Regions from separate parts of the Homo sapiens genome. Here region 1 is linked to region 2. The links are chromatin loops, found by intact Hi-C in ENCODE. Cell type or tissue: CD4-positive, alpha-beta T cell. All regions are shown on one strand. Links, peaks and the distances in the headings refer to the core of each region. The heading gives the core; the rest is flanking DNA. Region 1 overlaps DNAJC1 (DnaJ heat shock protein family (Hsp40) member C1). Region 2 overlaps MLLT10 (MLLT10 histone lysine methyltransferase DOT1L cofactor).

Region 1 (8,342 bases), core at 269-8,268, 59 kb before region 2:
ATTGTTTCTCTAGTATAATGTTAAGTGAAAGTTAACCACACTTTAAAAAGACCACTTGTGCCTCCTTTTGGCTTATGGTGTTAATTAGATTTGTTTTCATTAAGTATTCGATTATGAAAAAGTAGCCAGGTTCAATTGAGTGTCATCAGAACCTCTGCATACTGACCTGATCACCTGCCTAGTTCTCCCTGGCTTTGCACAGCTGTTCTTTGACCGGGTTTCCTTGCCAAATTTGTAGCTTCAGGCTTAGTTCTCTTTCCTTCAAGAAACAATTGACCTTTTGGGAGAGAGGTGAGTGTGTGCCAGTGGTGGGATTTATGTGATTCTTTATTTGGGTTGTCGGATTACAGTTAAAAACCTTTTTATTCCTCAATTAAGAAAGAAATTAAGTATATTAATTGTCATAATTAGCAGAGTTAGATTGCTAAATTGTACTCTGGATAAACACAAGCAATATTTTTTTAAGCTTTTTAAAAAATTGACACCGAGTATATTTTAATTCAGATATACCTAATCTGTAAGGCCTACTTTATTATGGATTAAATATTTTAAATGTTGATATATGCCTTTCAGCAAATAATTTTGGTAATCACAAAGGACACTCAAATTGTAAAAATAACAGCGGAAACAAAAACTGTCTCGCATGTAAAACCAACTTTAACATGATGATTAACTGCAGGTTTCCTAAATTAAGGTCAGGGGGCCCCAGATTTCTTGCTTGTGAAGTAATACTATTCTTTTGCCTGAAAGGATGTAAACTGATTCTGCTTCTCTCCCTGGTCACTAATCTCTTGCATTCTGGTTGTGATAACAGACTGATAGGAGATTTTTCTGCCTCTTTGGAAAAGGCCCAGGTAGGCAGCAAAACAAAAGACAGGTGGCTAGATTTAAACAGGCTTTTATAATTAGCTTAGTGCCATAGTGTGAGGTAAGGGGTGTGTAGTTATATATGTAGCCCATTATGCAAGTGAAGAGGAGGAAGGAAAATCATAAAATTCCCAATTCATTTGTATAGCTCAACTGCAAGGAGATTCCTATTGGGGGAAATTTATATATTGTTATTATGCTGGTTTCAAAAACACGTAAGTGGACTGTTCCATGGAAAATAAGCATTATGGTTTATCAGTGAACTAAATATATAGTTATTATCTTGGCAAATATATTGTTATTACTTTTAGAGTCAGGCCAGCCCTACACAAAATTATAAACATGATAAGGACTGTCCTTTTGGTTTTTCTGCCTTCGTCCTCACTGCCGCTGTACCAGTTTCCTGCTACAGTAGTTCTCTTGGTCTGAGCCACATCTCATACTCCTCTCCCTTCCTTCTCTTACCCTCTCAACCTTACAACTTTTAAAGATATTTAAATTTTAGAAAACATGTGCAGGTTTGTTATACAGGTAAACTCGTGTCACAGGGGCTGGTTGTACAGATTATTTCATCACCCAGGTATTAAGCCTACTACCCAATAGTTATTTTTTCTGCTCCTCTCCCTCCTCCCACCCTCCAGGCCCCAGTGTCTGTTGTTTCCTTCTTTGTGTTCATGAGTTCTCATCATTTAGCTCCCGCTTACAAGTGAGAACATGTGGTATTTGGTTTTTTATTCCTGCGTTAGTTTGCTAAGGATAGTACCCTCTCCAGCTCCATTTATGTTCCCACAAAAGACATGAGCTCATTCTTTTTTGTGGCTGCATAGTATTCCGTGGTGTATATATAATCACATTTTCTTTATACTATCTATCATTAATGGGATTTCGGTTGATTCCATCCCTTTGCTGTTGTGAATAGTGCTGCTGTGAACATTCACGTGCATGTGTCTTTATGGTAGAATGATTTACATTCCTCTGGGTATATGTCCAGTAATAGGATTGCTGAGTCAAAGAAAGGGTAGTTCTGCTTTTAGCTCTTTGAGGAATCGCCATACTGCTTTCCACAATGGTTGAACTAATTTACACTCCTACCTACAGTGTATAATCATTTCCTTTTCTCTGCAACCTTGCCAGCATTTGTTATTTTTTGACTTTTTGGTAATAGCCATTCTGACTGGTGTGAGATGGTATCTCATTATGGTTTTGATTTGCATTTCTCTAATGATCAGTGATTGAGCTTTTTTTCATATCCTTGTTGGCTGCATGTATGTCTTCTTTTGAAAAGTGTCTCTTCATGTCCTTTGCCCACTTTTTCATGGGATTATTTAAGCTCCTTATAGATGCTGGATATTAGACCTTTGTCAGATGCAAATATTTTCTCCCATTCTGTAGCAAACCAACATTTATATTTTCAATTGCTTTGGTGATAATATTGATTATTCCATTATTCATTTTTGTAGTATTTTACGCTTTTCAAAACATTTAAATATACTTTTATTTGTTTTTTCATAATGACACAGTGAAGTAGATAGGCAACCATTATTTTTCCCTATTTTACAGCTGAGTAAACTGCTGTTAAGATATTTGTTCAAGGTGACACAGTTGTTAGTAGAACTGGGACAAGATCACATATTTTGATTCCATACTTATATGTTTTTACCTCTGGTTAATTCTGCTTTACTGATGTTTGTATGGAAAATACTTTAAATTTGTCTAGAGATTTATATCATTAACTCTTTTTTGATAAAACTCTATGTTCATAGCAAAAAGAAAACATCAAAGAATACACTTAAGCTAAATTTTTTTCTAATCAACCATAATTTTAAAGAGATCTCTGTGAACATTTCTGTGTAACATTGTATAAACAATGTATAAACGTTGTATATCATTCTAGAGACTTTAGCGTTTCTCTGTATATGTATGGATATGTATAATTTTAATAGGATTAATCTACTTTCTGTCCTTTTCACATAGCTCTAGAACATGAGCATCTTTCATGGCAATAAATAAGATCCACATCATTTTTCTAAAGAGTTACACGATAGCCCATGCTGCCATGATATCATTAAAGAATATCCTATCGGTTGACATTTAAATTGCTTCCTTTTTTTGCTATTTCATTGAGATGGACATGGTGTTTTAAAAAATTGTCTTTTCACTCATATCTATTTTATTAGCTTGTGTGCCTAGAACTAGAGATTGCATTCCTAGAAGCTGCTTAGTTCAAGAATATGAATGTTTTTAGAGCCTCTGAGGGCTCTGAAATTGGCCTGCAGAGAGGTTATAACAATACACATTCCCACTAGTGGTATATGAGAGGTCACTTCCTCATACTCTCATAAAAACCAAACACTACATTTTTCACCATTGCCCATGAAGTGAAAAGTGTTATAGTATTGATCTTTGTTACTTGCAAAAGAAAACACAGAGACTTGGTACAAGGGGTCCACGTCTGATGAGGGGTTCTAGTGTGGGACAGAGAAAACAGGGGCAAGATCATTGTTCAGTAAATAATACAGTTAAGTTTTCAGGATTTGGGGACACCTGAAACAACTTTGTAAGAGTCTCTCAAAATCAAGGAGGAGACATGGAAAAGGTCTTGGGGATATTTATGAACACTGAGCATACACAGATCTTTAAACTTTCTATGGATAAGATGTCTCCAAAGTAAAGGAAATTGGAATGACACAGGTCCCTCAGCAACACTAGATTCTGTGGGATGAGGGAACAGTGCCTTCACAGTGCTCAGGGGAAATGGTTCTGAATCTAGAACTGACCAAGTGTGATGGTAAATACGTGGGGTGAGAACTCGTACCCTTTCCTAGAAATTTTCCTGAGGTTGTACTCCAGCAACAAAAGGAATAAATCGAAGAGGACAACATGGGATCCAAGAAATGGTGAATCAGGAGAACTAAGGACGGCATGATAGGGACCCTGGGAGGGAGGGAGGTTTCATAGAATAGATAGTATGGCTGAGAACTTGGAAAAATGCCTATGTAAAAATGTGGAAAAGAAAAAAAAGGCAAAGTGCAGCAACTAATGCCTGTAATCCCAGCACTTTGATAGGCTGGGACAGGAGGATCACCTGGGACCAGAAGTTTGCGACCAGCCTGGGCGACATAGGGAAACCTTCATCTTTACAAGAAAAGGAAAGAAAAATTAGCCAGGTGTGGTTGCACACACCTGTGTGCCAGCTATTTGGGAGGCTGAGTCAGGAGGATCACTTGAGCCCAGGAGATCGAGGTTGCAATGAGTCATGTTCATGCCACTGCACTCCAGCCTGGGTGATAGAGTGAGCCCCTGTCTCAAAACAAAAAAACAACAACAACAAAAAACAGTAAAAAGCAACCAGAAATTCCACAAAGAACATGGAAACCACACGTAAAAAGACATAGTTTAAATTTAATTATACTACAGAGTAGATTGGTAGAAAGAGCACTTGTTTCAGTGGTGAATAATATTTACCAGGTCATAATTATGTAATATCTTACATGATGGTTTTTTATATTTTAAACATTTTATATGTTTTACAGATTATTTTTCAGTTTTTAAAATCCACACATTGTGGAGGACTGTGGCATGTTGTTCACCAAAGTAAGTTCTCTCCTTCTTCTCTAGCAGTAGATTGTTGGTCAGGCACATATGTGCACAATGACATTGCATTCCCAAGCCTCCCAAACTCTGATATGGCTGTATCACTAATTTCTTTTCAGGAGAACATAAAGTAATGTGTGTTCATATGAGCCCTTATTTATTTTTCCCTCCCACTGAGCTAGAATACTAATATGCCTGCAACTAAGTTGCAACCACGCAAGCAAAGATAGTTGCCCTAAGGAGCTGTGGAGAAACAGGCTAGAAAGAACCCAGATGCATGCAATGAAAGAAAATTCTTGGGTAGTGACAAGTAACATGAAGAAAAATAAAGCAGGGTAAGCAGATAGAGACTGATGGAGCTGCATTTTAAAATAGGGTTCTGAGGAAAGTGTTCTCGGAGAGGTAGTATTTGAGCAGAGGTACAAAGCAAGTGAAGGAGCAAGGTTGTCTGAGAAGGAGCATTGCTGGCAGAGGAAATAGCACCTACAAAGTCCTGGAGGCAAGAGCATGTCTGGGGTTTGCAAGGCCCAACAAGGAGGTCCATATGGCTAAGGCATGAGTAGGAGAAGGAGATAACAGGAAATGAGTCTGAGAAGTAGTGGAAGACCAGGCCATATTGGCCCTTTTTGGCCAAGGTGGAAATTTTGGATTTTACCCTGAGCGAGATGGGAAAGCACTGGAAGATTCTGAGTAAAGGAGTGCAGTGATCTAAAAGCATTGTTCTGACTGTTTGGTGGGGAAGTTTGAAAGCAGGAAGGAAGGCCAGGTAAGAGGCTATTTCAGTTGTCCTTTCAGAACACAATGGTGGTTTTGGACTAGAGGTTGTTGGTAGAGGTGGGAAAGAGATTAGATGCAGGATGTGGTATACAAAGGCACGTTAATTAGCAATGTATACTTGTAACCTTGTAACCTTCAGAAGAACTGTGAGCGGAAATGATTGCCTGTGTGTGTAAGGTGCATTGTTTTCTGTCATAAGACCTTGTGTACTGCTTTTGTTAAAAAGCTATGTACATGCATGACCTTGATTTTTAAAAGCGACTTTTTAAAATGTGAAGAAACAAAACATTTGTCTTTGAATTTTTTTCATGACAGTATATATAGGCCTACCTCATTATCTGAGTTTGTTCTGTGCTGGTGTAACAGACTACCTGAGAGTGGATAATTTATGAAGAACTAAGATGTATTTCTTACAATTCTGGAGGCTGAGAAGTCAAGGGGCCCACGTCTGGCAAGGGCCTTCTTGCTGCGTCATCCCACTGTAGAACACAGAAGGACAAGAGAGCACACAACATACAAGGGAAAAAGAAAGGAAGGGAGCTGAACTCATCCTTTTATCAGGAACTCACTCCTGCAATAACCCACTCCCGCCATAAGGTCATTAACCCATTCATGAGGACAGAGGCCTCCTGAGCTAATTGCTTCTTAAAGGTCCCACCTCTCAACACTTTTGCATTGGGGATTAGGTTTCCAACAAATGAACTTTGGAAGACACATTCAAACCATAGCACTCATTTGTTTTAAAATTTTTTTGTTTAAAAAAATTATTGATTTACAGAACTAGAAAAACCAATCCTGAAGTGTATATGGAATTACAAAGGACCCCCAATATCTAGAACAACCTTGAGAAAGAAGAATAAAACTGGAGATACCACATTTCCTGATTTCAACATATATTAGAAAGTTATAGTAATTAAAGCAGTATGGTACTAGCATAAAGACAGACACATAGACCAAGGGAACAGGAAAGAGAACCCAGAAATAAACCCACACATATACAGTCAACTAATCTTCAAAAGGGTACCAAGAATACATATGGGGAAAGAAAGGTCTTTTCACCAAAATGGTGCTTGGAAAACTTAATGTCCACATGCAAAAGAATGAAACTGGACCCTTACTTACACCATGCAAAAAAAAAATTTTTTTAATGGATTAAAGTCTTAACTGTAAGACCTGAAGCCATAAAATGCCTAGAAGAAAATATAGGAGAAAGCCTCATGACATTGGTCTTCACAGTGATTTATTGGATTATAACACCAAAAACACAAGCAACAAAATGAAAAATAAAGAAGTGGGACTATATCAAACTAAAAAGCTTCTGTACAGCAAAGAAAACAATTAACAGAGTGAAGAGACAAACCATGCACTGGGAGAAAATATTTGCAAACCATTTATCTGATAAGGTGTTAATGTCCAAAATATGTAAGGAACTCCTACAACTCAAGAGCAAAAAAATAACCTCATATTTAAGTGGGCAAAGGACTTCAAAAGACATTTCTACAAAGATGACATAGAAATGGCCAACAGGTATATGAAAAGGTGCTCAACATCTCTAATCATTAGGGAAATAGAAATCAAAATGACAATAAGATACTTCACACCTCTTAGGACAGCCATCATCAAAAAAACAAAAACAAAACAAAAAGAAGTGTTGGCAGTGATTTAGAGAAATTGGAACCCTTGTACACTGTTGCTGGGAATGTGAAATGGTACAGTTGTTACAGAAAACAGTATGAAGATTCCTACAAAAGTTAAAAATAGAATTATATGACCTAGCAATTCTAGAAAAACTTCTAGATGTATATCCAAAAGAAGTGAAATCAAGATCTCAAAGAGGTATCTGCACTTCCCCGTTCATTGCACCATTATGCACAGTAGCCAAGACATGGAAACAGCCTAAATGTCCATTGATGGATGGATGGCTAGAGAAGATGTGGGATGTACATATAATAGAATATTATTCATTCATGAAAAAGAAGGAATGGCCGGGTGAGGTGGCTCACACCTGTAATCCTAGCACTTTGGGAGGCTGAGGCGGGCAGATCACCTGAGCTCAGGAGTTTGAGACCAGCCTGGCCAACATGGTGAAACCCCGTCTCTACTAAAAATACAAAAATTAGCTGGGTATGGTGGTGCATGCCTGTAATCCTAGCTACTCGGGAGGCTGAGGCAGGAGAATCGCTTGAACCCAGGAGGTGGCGGTTGCAGTGAGCCAAGATCATGCCACTACACTCCAGCCTGGGCAACAGAGTGAGACTCTGTCTCAAAAAAAAAAAAAAAAAGCGGAAATCCCACCATATGTGACAACATGGATGAACCCCTGAGAACATTATGCTAAGTGAAATAATCTTCTCCTATAAGGACAGATACTACATGATTCCATTTTTATGAGTTATCTAAAATAACCAGATTCACAGAAGCAAAAAATAGAATGGTGGTTGCCAGGAGCTGAAGGGAGGGAGAAATAGAGAGTTGTTGTTCAATGGATATAAAGTTTTGGTAATATGGATGAGTAAGTTCTAGAGGTCTGCTGTAGGATGTTGTGCATATAGTTAACAGTATTGTACTGTATACCTGATTTAAGAGAGTAAATCTCATGTTATTTTAGTAAATTTGTAGAGTTGTGAAATCGCCACAATCCAGTTTTAGACATTTTCATCACCCGAAGTGTTCCCTCAATCCCATTAGCAATCATTTCCCACTCCTGTTCTCTCAGGCTACACTGATCTATTTTCTTTTCAGGATATTACATTTAAATGGAATCTTAACAGTATTTAGTCTTCTCCTGTTCTCTCAGGCTACACTGATCTATTTTCTTTTCAGGAAATTACATTTAAATGGAATCTTAACAGTATTTAGTCTTTCACATATGGCTGCTTTCACTTGGCGAAAGGTATTTGAAGTTCATCCGTGTTGTAGCATGTATCAGCAGTTCATTTCTTCATATTGCTCAATATTTGTGTGCATAAATACTGCATTTTATTTATTCTATACTAATTGGTCATTTGTCTTATTTCCACTTTGGTGCTGTTAGAATAATACTGCCATGAACATTAATCTGTATAGTACTTATTAGCCATTCCTACGTCTTATTTAGTGAAATA
Region 2 (8,342 bases), core at 85-8,084:
GGATCATCGTTCCCTTCTGCTTGGTAGGCAGCGTAAGACAGCGACTTGGCTTTTCTGTCTTGGCCCAGTGCTTGATCTTGACCCACAACACGGACTGCACATCCACAGGACTAAAGTACAGAAGTGCAGACGGCAACCAGCCAGTGTAGACCTTCTTCAAGGCTCAGGGCCACTAGCAGGGCAGCAGCTCTTCAGTGCCCTTCCCAGAGCACAAGGCGCACATGTGAACCAGCAGCTGCCAGGGCCCTGCAGGGCAGCAACCCAGGATGACGAGGTCGACGTCCCGGAGCCTCCAGGAAGCCAGAGAGCTACAGAAGCGGACACTTACAAACATGCAGCTAAGGCAAAGGACACATGTTGAGGAATTAAACTCGCAGGAGTTGATGGATGAGTCACCTGTCATTCTAGAGGGAAGGTAATCCTTCGCCTTGGGAGAAGAGACGACTTTCTAGAGTCGTAATTATTTTTCATGTGCATAAAAAAAATCTCTCCAGGAACCCAAAACTCACTCCTTAATAAAGTTTATAGCCTAGGACCAGTTTTTCTTGTTCATGTGCCTCTTAATTACCAGGAGCACTTGACACAGATCAGTATGTTCTGATTCAATTAAGTCTGGGATAAAAAGTCTGAGCATTTATATTTTTGAAAAGCACCACAGGTGATTCTGATGCTTACCAAGACCCCAAGACCACTAAGTAGATTGGGCTTCTCTTTCATGGATATGCCTCTAGTTAAAGCTAACTGTATAAAGAAGAAGAATCTCTCTCTACCAAGTGTGAGTACTGCTTTATCAACGGGCTCTAATTATCTCATCTAAAAGGACTTTGTTTTCCTTTTATCTCCACCAAGGCTGTTTCCCTCTTCTCTCTCCGTCTCATCTGAGGATGATCCAAGATCTCTGAGCCCGAGGTGGGTTTGTACCGCACAGTGCTTTACAGAATGCTTTGCACATCGTATAGCATTTGCTCATGAGAGTTTCCATTAACTCCGGGGCAATATACCAGTGCTCCAAACACAAAACACAGGCCAAGACTCCCTGAGGAAGCAACATGGGTGCACCCCCTCCATCCTCTCCAAATGAGAATGGCACGGAGTTATAAACATTATTAAATTTTATTAACAAAACATTTTGTACATTTTAATACATGTGGAATTTTACATCTAGGTAAAATAACAACACATTCAAAATTTACCATTTATACAAACTGTTACAGAATAACAACCAGTGGGTTAAATAAGTAAAATAAACCACACTGATTTTTTAAATTATCTACAAAAGATTTGACTTTAAAATTCCCCTGAACATATAAAAATAAATTAATTTTACTTTTCAATTAAATCTACCAATTAGAAATATTACAAATCAAAATATCAATGTTATCTTATGAATTTGTCACAATACAAAACAGATTCACAAAACTTTATTTACAGAAATGAGGTAAGAACTGTGCAATGTTTAACCAAGAAACATATTGCAGAATTAACATGTTCTTCCAGCTAAGTACACAGTGGAGGTCTAATTACAGCTGGGTCTTTTCCACTAATAATTCACACACCAAAGAAGAGTTTGATGATGACATCCTCAGTGGGGGAATCACTCTGCGGTACTGTCACATCAAAAGCGTGGCTCCCCAAAGTGGAAGGGCTGTCATACAGGTTTCACCTGTTTCAGGAACTCTAGTGGTGAGCTTTTAATGGTCAGTAATGGGAAGTGGTTTAAATAAAACAAATCTCTATTCTTACCAAATCCACTCCTTTTCTTGTGACTCATTAGTGGATAAATACCCAGGTAATAGTTTTGCCTGAGCTATCTACAGTGGCACAGAAAGTTCTGAATAAAGGCGGAAGCATGGGAAGGCTGCAGGTGACGGGATGATTCCTGCTGCTCGGAGGACTGACTGTCCCACCCTGCTGTCTACAGCCCTTGCAGCACAATGGAGGCACTTGATCAAGGGCAAACCCCACCAGCACTTTCCACAGTGGCCCCTTTCTGAAAGAAGTATTTAGCTTTGAATTGATCTGGTTCCCCCAGCAGCCTCAGAACTCACTTAACTCAAGATTTCTTCAAAATATGAGTAGGTCTTAACACTAAAGAAAGCAATTCTCAAAAGAAAATTACCTTTAGCAGATGCAGACATTACCATCCTAACTTCATTACCAAAATTGGCCAAATCCCATTAGAAAGGAAATTTTTTTTTAACAAAGATTGCCAAGTCCCAGGTGATGTGCTATATATTTGTAATACTGAATCAATGCAACTCCAGGAGAAGAAATTAGTTCCTTGGAATTTGACTTAGAGCAAGCATACTGTAACCCAAACAAAAGAGCATATTTCAACTTGTACAATAAAATCAAGTAGTTTGTAAATGGAGCAAGTATTTAGTTTTGCTATTTGCATCTCCAATTTATAAACAAAACTAGTTGTGTACCAACTATATTAAATTCTTGAGTTGATAAACATATTGCATGTAAATTATGTCACTTTAAAAAGTTATTAAATTTTCTTTCCATGTTCAAAAAACTGGGGTAAGGGGTAGGGGCATGGGAATTCCATTTCAGTGCAACAAAGCAACAAGAAAACTAATCAAAGCCTTACAAGAATGTCCTTGCAGCAATTAATCCTTTGTTGTGCATTGAGTTTCTTGTTGCGTTTCTTCATAGCTGTAGTAAAAGGACTGCAAAGGCAGCCAGATGAAGTGCTAGAACAGCAGGATAGGCAATTTCTAGATGTTTCTCAGGTGTCAACTTTTCTCTTGAGCTACAGGCCCAGTTTTATCACTAAGTCTCTGCAGGTAAACAAAAGAGCAGATGCGTTAGCTAAATCAACTTTTGATAATATTCTCCGAATTTGAAACTGTGACTGAGATAAAATGTGGTATAGAAAGTTACTCCCTTTTTTCTTGCAAGTTGGCAAGGCTACTTGCAACGTAATATATAGACATGAATTTACTAGTAAATACTTTAAAAACATTAAATTCAACAGTATAAAAAGACCAAAGAGGTGGGCCCATCTGAGGGACAGAACTTGTAAAGAATGAATGCAGAATTCATCTTCCAAAATCAACTTTTCCACAGAAGTAACATGGTACTGTAGAGAATGAAATTTTTATGGGCTAAGAAAGTCATCGGCTGTGATTCCACATTTGCTATTTGTCCTTGGGCTTTCTTTGCGTTTCCTTTTACTAATCTATAAAAAAAATGGAGTTACAGCCTATTATTAAAGACTGAAATCACAAATGTCACTGTATCTTGCAAGGACACCTGGCACATAGCAGGGTACTAAGCAAACAGCACCTCCCAGCACTGTGTTCTCTATTATGAGCACTCTATTAGCTCATTAAATTACTGTGATTTTCCATTAAATACATTTCATATTGTATAACCTAGGAAAAGTTTGTAATTAGTGCATTTCTTAACACAAGAAAAACACTTGGTGAAACACTGGGGGGGAAAAAATACTACCAAAGAACTCAATACAGAATCACTGAAAACTGTCCATGTCAGCAGAACACTGGAGAGGTAATGCGGTGTGTGATGACAGGAAGTAGGCGAGACAAGAGGGCAGACAGAAAGCACTGAAGAGTTCATGAAAAACAATCCTCTATTTTGAATAATTCTCGTTACTAAGTACAAACTAAAGTTTCTGAAGACTAAAAGCACAGTAAACAAAACTTTCAAAGTAACGGGAAACAGCAAACACTGCAACTTTGAACACTCATTTGCCAAGTCTCCCACCTCAGTCCCTCCCTTCTTCCTTTTCCTGATGTCCAGTCTCCATTCTACATCCCCATAGCCTTCCTCTAACAGGGTTCTGCCCTGAACTGGAATTTAGGGGAAACATTTATACTCCAGTAAAGTAGACCTAATTGAAGGGGAGAATTAATCGAAACGGCCTTAAAATGGGTTCTACTGTATGTGTAGAATACTGTTCCTGCATCCATTTTTAATTTAACTTTCACATTGAAAGGGTACGATGCCATCACTTACATGAAATTAATAACTAAAAATTTGAATTCCATTACAGATGTGACTGTGATTTACTCCCTCTAATCTGGTAGAATTATTGGATTGTGTGCCCTAAAATGTATATATTCATCTTGGTAATAAATATACTTAATGTGTAAAAAGCACTTTGGAGTAAAATAAAAATATTTCCAAGATATATAGACTGGTTCTATAAACAAAGCTTCTCAGAAAGCACCAACTATTGTCTTTTGATTTGATTGTCCCATATGACTTGCTAACTTTGTCATCTTGAAAATTGCTGAATTACAAAACAGCCTTCAAACCTAATGTGCAAATTCAAACTGATATACTTAGGGGACGTATAAATTGGCTTAGATCCTTTGCCTATAATATCCATCTGCTAAAAGCAACTGGTTTTAAGAAGAAATGATCAGGGGAACAAAACCAGGCTGGAAAATGATCATCTCCGATTAATCAATACAGTTCTTGTTTCATTAGATGTAGTAAGGAAAATATACTTACTGCTACTTTCTGACTTGCATTATCTCCATGGATGGTGAGAAATGGGTTGGTGGTAGCTGTGTGAAGTGGGGGTGCCTGTGTACCTGCAAGAAGGTTGTTTATGGGTATTTGTGTTGGTCCAGGGATCTGCAGCTGCTGAAGTTCAGGTTGGTGGTGCTGCTGGTGGTGATGTTGCATTAACTGATACAAAAAGGCTTGATGTTGTTCCTTAGGCAAAAAACATGTGAGAGAAAATGAGTTCCCAAGCACGGAATTCAGCAGTCAGATGAGCTGCCTTATGTTTTCTTTCCTTTAATATTAGATATTTGCAAAGAAAGAAAACAAGTATCTCATCTAGAAAAATATGCTGCACTAGATAATAACCATCTACTATAAAATGTCAGTATCTTCAGCAAACAGCTTATTTTCAAAACAGGACACACATAGGAGAGCTCTATTAGGTTATCCGTGATGATCAATCAGGAAGTGCAGCAGCTTAAGAGAAATCAAGGTGGACATTTGAATGCATCATGCGTGGTCAAACCCTTTCCAAACTTAAAACAACCTTAAAGTTCCCGTTTCTGCCTGTCATTAGGGTGCTTTCTTGATGCAGTTACCACTCTACAGCAAGCATATACTCCATGCAGCGTATATTTATAGATTTCCTGAGTGCTTACTAGGTGCCAGGCACTGCTTTTGGTGCTTGAAACACATTGAGCAGGGAAAGGGAAATAAATGAAAACGTTAGAATGTGATTACTGCTCTGCGTCAAGGGAAACACAACTGTGTATGAGAAAGTCTGGAGGGAGTAGGGTTTAATGGTCAGGTTGTAATTTTAAGCAGATTACCCAGGGCAGTTTTCATTGGGAAGTTAACATCTGGATGAAGATTTGGAGGAGAAGAGGGAATTCGCTGGGTGGATATGGGGGCAGGTGAGGATTTCCAGGCAGTGCCAAAGGCCTCCAGAGGAGCAGGCCCAGCAGGATCCAGTGGCAGCAAGGACCCGGGAAGGGTGGAGGGAGCCAGGAGGAAGTGAGGAGAACACAGAGCTTGCAGTGGCAAGGCATGGCCACCTTGGCTTGTATTCATGGTAAAACGGGAAGGTTTTGAGAAGTGGCACAGTCTGATTTCAGGATGGAGTCAATGTGGGGTGTCAGAGTGAGGATGGAGCTGCCATCAGCTGAGGTGAGGAAAACGATGGGTGGGGCGGGGTTGTGCAGGAAGATCAGCTGTTCGGTTCTGGACACGTTATGTTTGAAATGTCTTTTAAGATATGCCAGCGGAGCTACTGAGTGAGCAGCTGCATTACAGGAGCTTGAAGCTCCAGAGAGAGGTCTGGCTGGAGATGTAAGTATCAGCACAGAGATGCTATTTACAGACAGTGATGAGAGATCACTGAATTCCACCTTGGGCACTCTCAGGCTGAAGAGGAGGACCCAGGAAAGGATGCTAAAAAGGAATGACCAGTTAGGTAGTAAGACACCAAGATGATGTGGTATCCTGGAAGCTAAGAGGAGGAAATGTTTCAAGGAGGAGGAAAAGCGATCAACTCTGTCTAATGCCGTTGCCAGGTGACGTTAAGATGAAGAATGAGAAGGGACCACTGGATTTAGCAAACATGCAAGTCATCTGGGGGAAGCAGAGTCAAGCAAGAGTGTCGAGCGGAAGCTGTGCGGAGGCTTCCAAAAAATCCTCACCTACGTTAAGTTTGATCCCTGTAAATGAACAAACTTTAGCCCACGACATTGGCAGATGAAGGAAAAAGTACAGTCCTTTAGTCCTCATGGTCTCCAAGCAATAATTTGTGCTGAAAATTCCTTAACCATGTTCTGGAAATGAGACAGCTACACATGCTATTATTAGAGTAAAATCTTGATTAATAGGAAGACACCCAAATAAATGGAGTTTTAGTGCTCATATTAAGATGAGGCAACTGGTAAGAAAAAACAAGATCCCATCTTAGTGTCAGCATTTAAGATTTTTTTTTTTTGAGACCGAGTCTCGCTCTAGTTGTCCAGGCTGGAGTGCGGTGGTGTGCTCTCGGCTCACTGCAACCTACACCTCCTGGTTCAAGCGATTCTCCTGCCTCAGCCTCCTGAGTAGCTGAGATTATACACACGCGCCACCACACCCGGCTAATTTTTGTATTTTTAGTAGAGACGGGGTTTCACCACGTTGGTCAGGCTTGTCCCGAACTCCTGACCTCGTGATCCGCCCACCTCCGTCTCCCAAAGTGCTGGGATTACAGGCATGAGCCACCACGCCCGGCCAGCATTTAAGAATTTATATACACTTACATGCAGTGTGCCTTTAACACCACTCTAAAAACAGACTGAAAATGATCCAGAATCAAAAGTATTTTCAATATATTTTTGACTGCAGCAAAATAGTACATAAATATACTTAGAAAGGATGTCAGCCTTTGTAATTTCTATGTTAATTAAGCAATGCATTCTCCAAGCAGCCCAACTGAATGAAGAGTGCTAGGGAAATGGGTCTGGAGGAAGCCCCACGACTGTCCACAGGGCCAGGCCTGCCCTGCACCTGAGCCACAATCCCACTTGGGTCTCGGTCCATACTTTCTCCCCTTCTACAAGTTCTCTATTTCCCATCTCCCCTCTTATCTAACCGTTAACACCCATCTCCTTCCCTCTGCTGATCACTTTACTTCTAATTAAGAAAATCAGAAGCACTGAAAGTGGGATTGCTTCAACCCTCCACATAAAACCCACCTCCAGTTGCTCTGCCTGCCTTGCTGGGGCAGTGAAATACCGTTCTCATCTCCTCCTCTGCTAGCACCTTTCTTCTCTCCTATCCCAGCAATGTCCCATCAACATACACACACGCTGTCACATTCAAAATGAGTCGAAACTGCCCCGTGTGCCCACCACATCTGCCTCCTGCTTCCCCTTCCTCTGCTTTCCAAAGTGACATGTCTTGAGGTGCCCATATGCTATCTTTACTTCCTCTCCCTCCCATTTCCTTTTGAACCATTTAATGAGGTTTTTACTTTCATCACACCCAAACTGTAAAAAGCCTCTAGACAACCTTTAAGAAAGAAACAGTCCCTGTCAGGTGCAGGTGTCACTGCACCCTCAACCTCCTGGGCTCCAGTGATCCTCCCACCTCAGCCTCCCAATTAACTGGAACCACAGGCATGCACCAGCACGCCCGGTTGGTCAATTCTTTCTTACCCTACCACAGAAGCATTTTACACAGTTGACTCCTCCCTTTCTGGAAACATTTCCTTCACCTTGCCCCTAAGATGCCACACTGTCCTTCTCTTGGCTCACTGGCCACAGTTTCTCAATAGCCTTTCTTTACTGGCTTATTCTCCTTTTCTAGGGTGTCCAGGACTCAGTCTTCATGCTCTAGGAGTCCGCATCAAATCTGATGGCTCTCATCACCTGTGCAGCACTAACCCCAGATTTCTAACTAACTGCATCTCTGCCTGGGACTCCAGACACCTACTGTGCAACTGCCTTATCTCCATTTGACTTGTACATCTAAAGAGATTTCAAGCTTAGTGTGTCCATGACACCTATTTTTCTCTCCAAAATTGGTTGGGTTCTGTTCTCCCACATCTCAGTAAAAGTCACTAACCAACCATTCAGAATTCTTCTTTCTCTTGTATGTCCAGCAAACAAGTCTTGTTGGTTCTGTCTTCAAAACATCTTGGCTGGGCACAGTGGCTCACACCTGTAATTCCAGCACTTTGGAAGGCTAAGGGCAGATCACTTGAGGTCAGGAGTTCAAGACCAGCCTGGGCAACATGGTGAAACCCTGTCTCTACAAAAAATACAAAATTAGCCAGGCATGGTGGGACATGCCTGTAGTCCCAGCTACTCGGGAGGCTGAGGCAGGAGGATCACTTG

The links. A loop is a pair of places that touch in the nucleus more often than their neighbours do. Peaks named below come from ENCODE experiments on the same cell type or tissue, not always from the same donor. Only the 100,000 strongest peaks of a DNase experiment are listed, where the experiment ranks them.
Region 1: a loop joins it to region 2, with 9 times the contacts of the local background. A loop is called at or near these places in 2 of 110 quality-filtered maps.

What each region holds. Positions count from the first base shown.
Region 1 is chr10:21,795,149-21,803,490 of GRCh38, reverse strand. The region is part of intron 9 of DNAJC1 (DnaJ heat shock protein family (Hsp40) member C1); the gene reads left to right. Among named protein-coding and RNA genes, the nearest start is that of DNAJC1, 200 kb to the left of the region's middle. RefSeq lists an enhancer at 6,556-7,094. In CD4-positive, alpha-beta T cell, for the core only: no CTCF peak of the experiment used is centred there; no DNase peak of the experiment used is centred there; H3K27ac peaks cover 551 bases.
Region 2 is chr10:21,736,383-21,744,724 of GRCh38, reverse strand. It overlaps MLLT10 (MLLT10 histone lysine methyltransferase DOT1L cofactor), which reads right to left. Exons shown (of 23, transcript NM_001195626.3): 22 at 4,489-4,695; 23 at 1,095-2,786. The coding sequence ends at 2,742. All of the region lies in intron 1 of LOC107984214 (a long non-coding RNA gene), which reads left to right. Among named protein-coding and RNA genes, the nearest start is that of MLLT10, 210 kb to the right of the region's middle. In CD4-positive, alpha-beta T cell, for the core only: no CTCF peak of the experiment used is centred there; a DNase peak (open chromatin) is centred at 3,534; H3K27ac peaks cover 1,546 bases.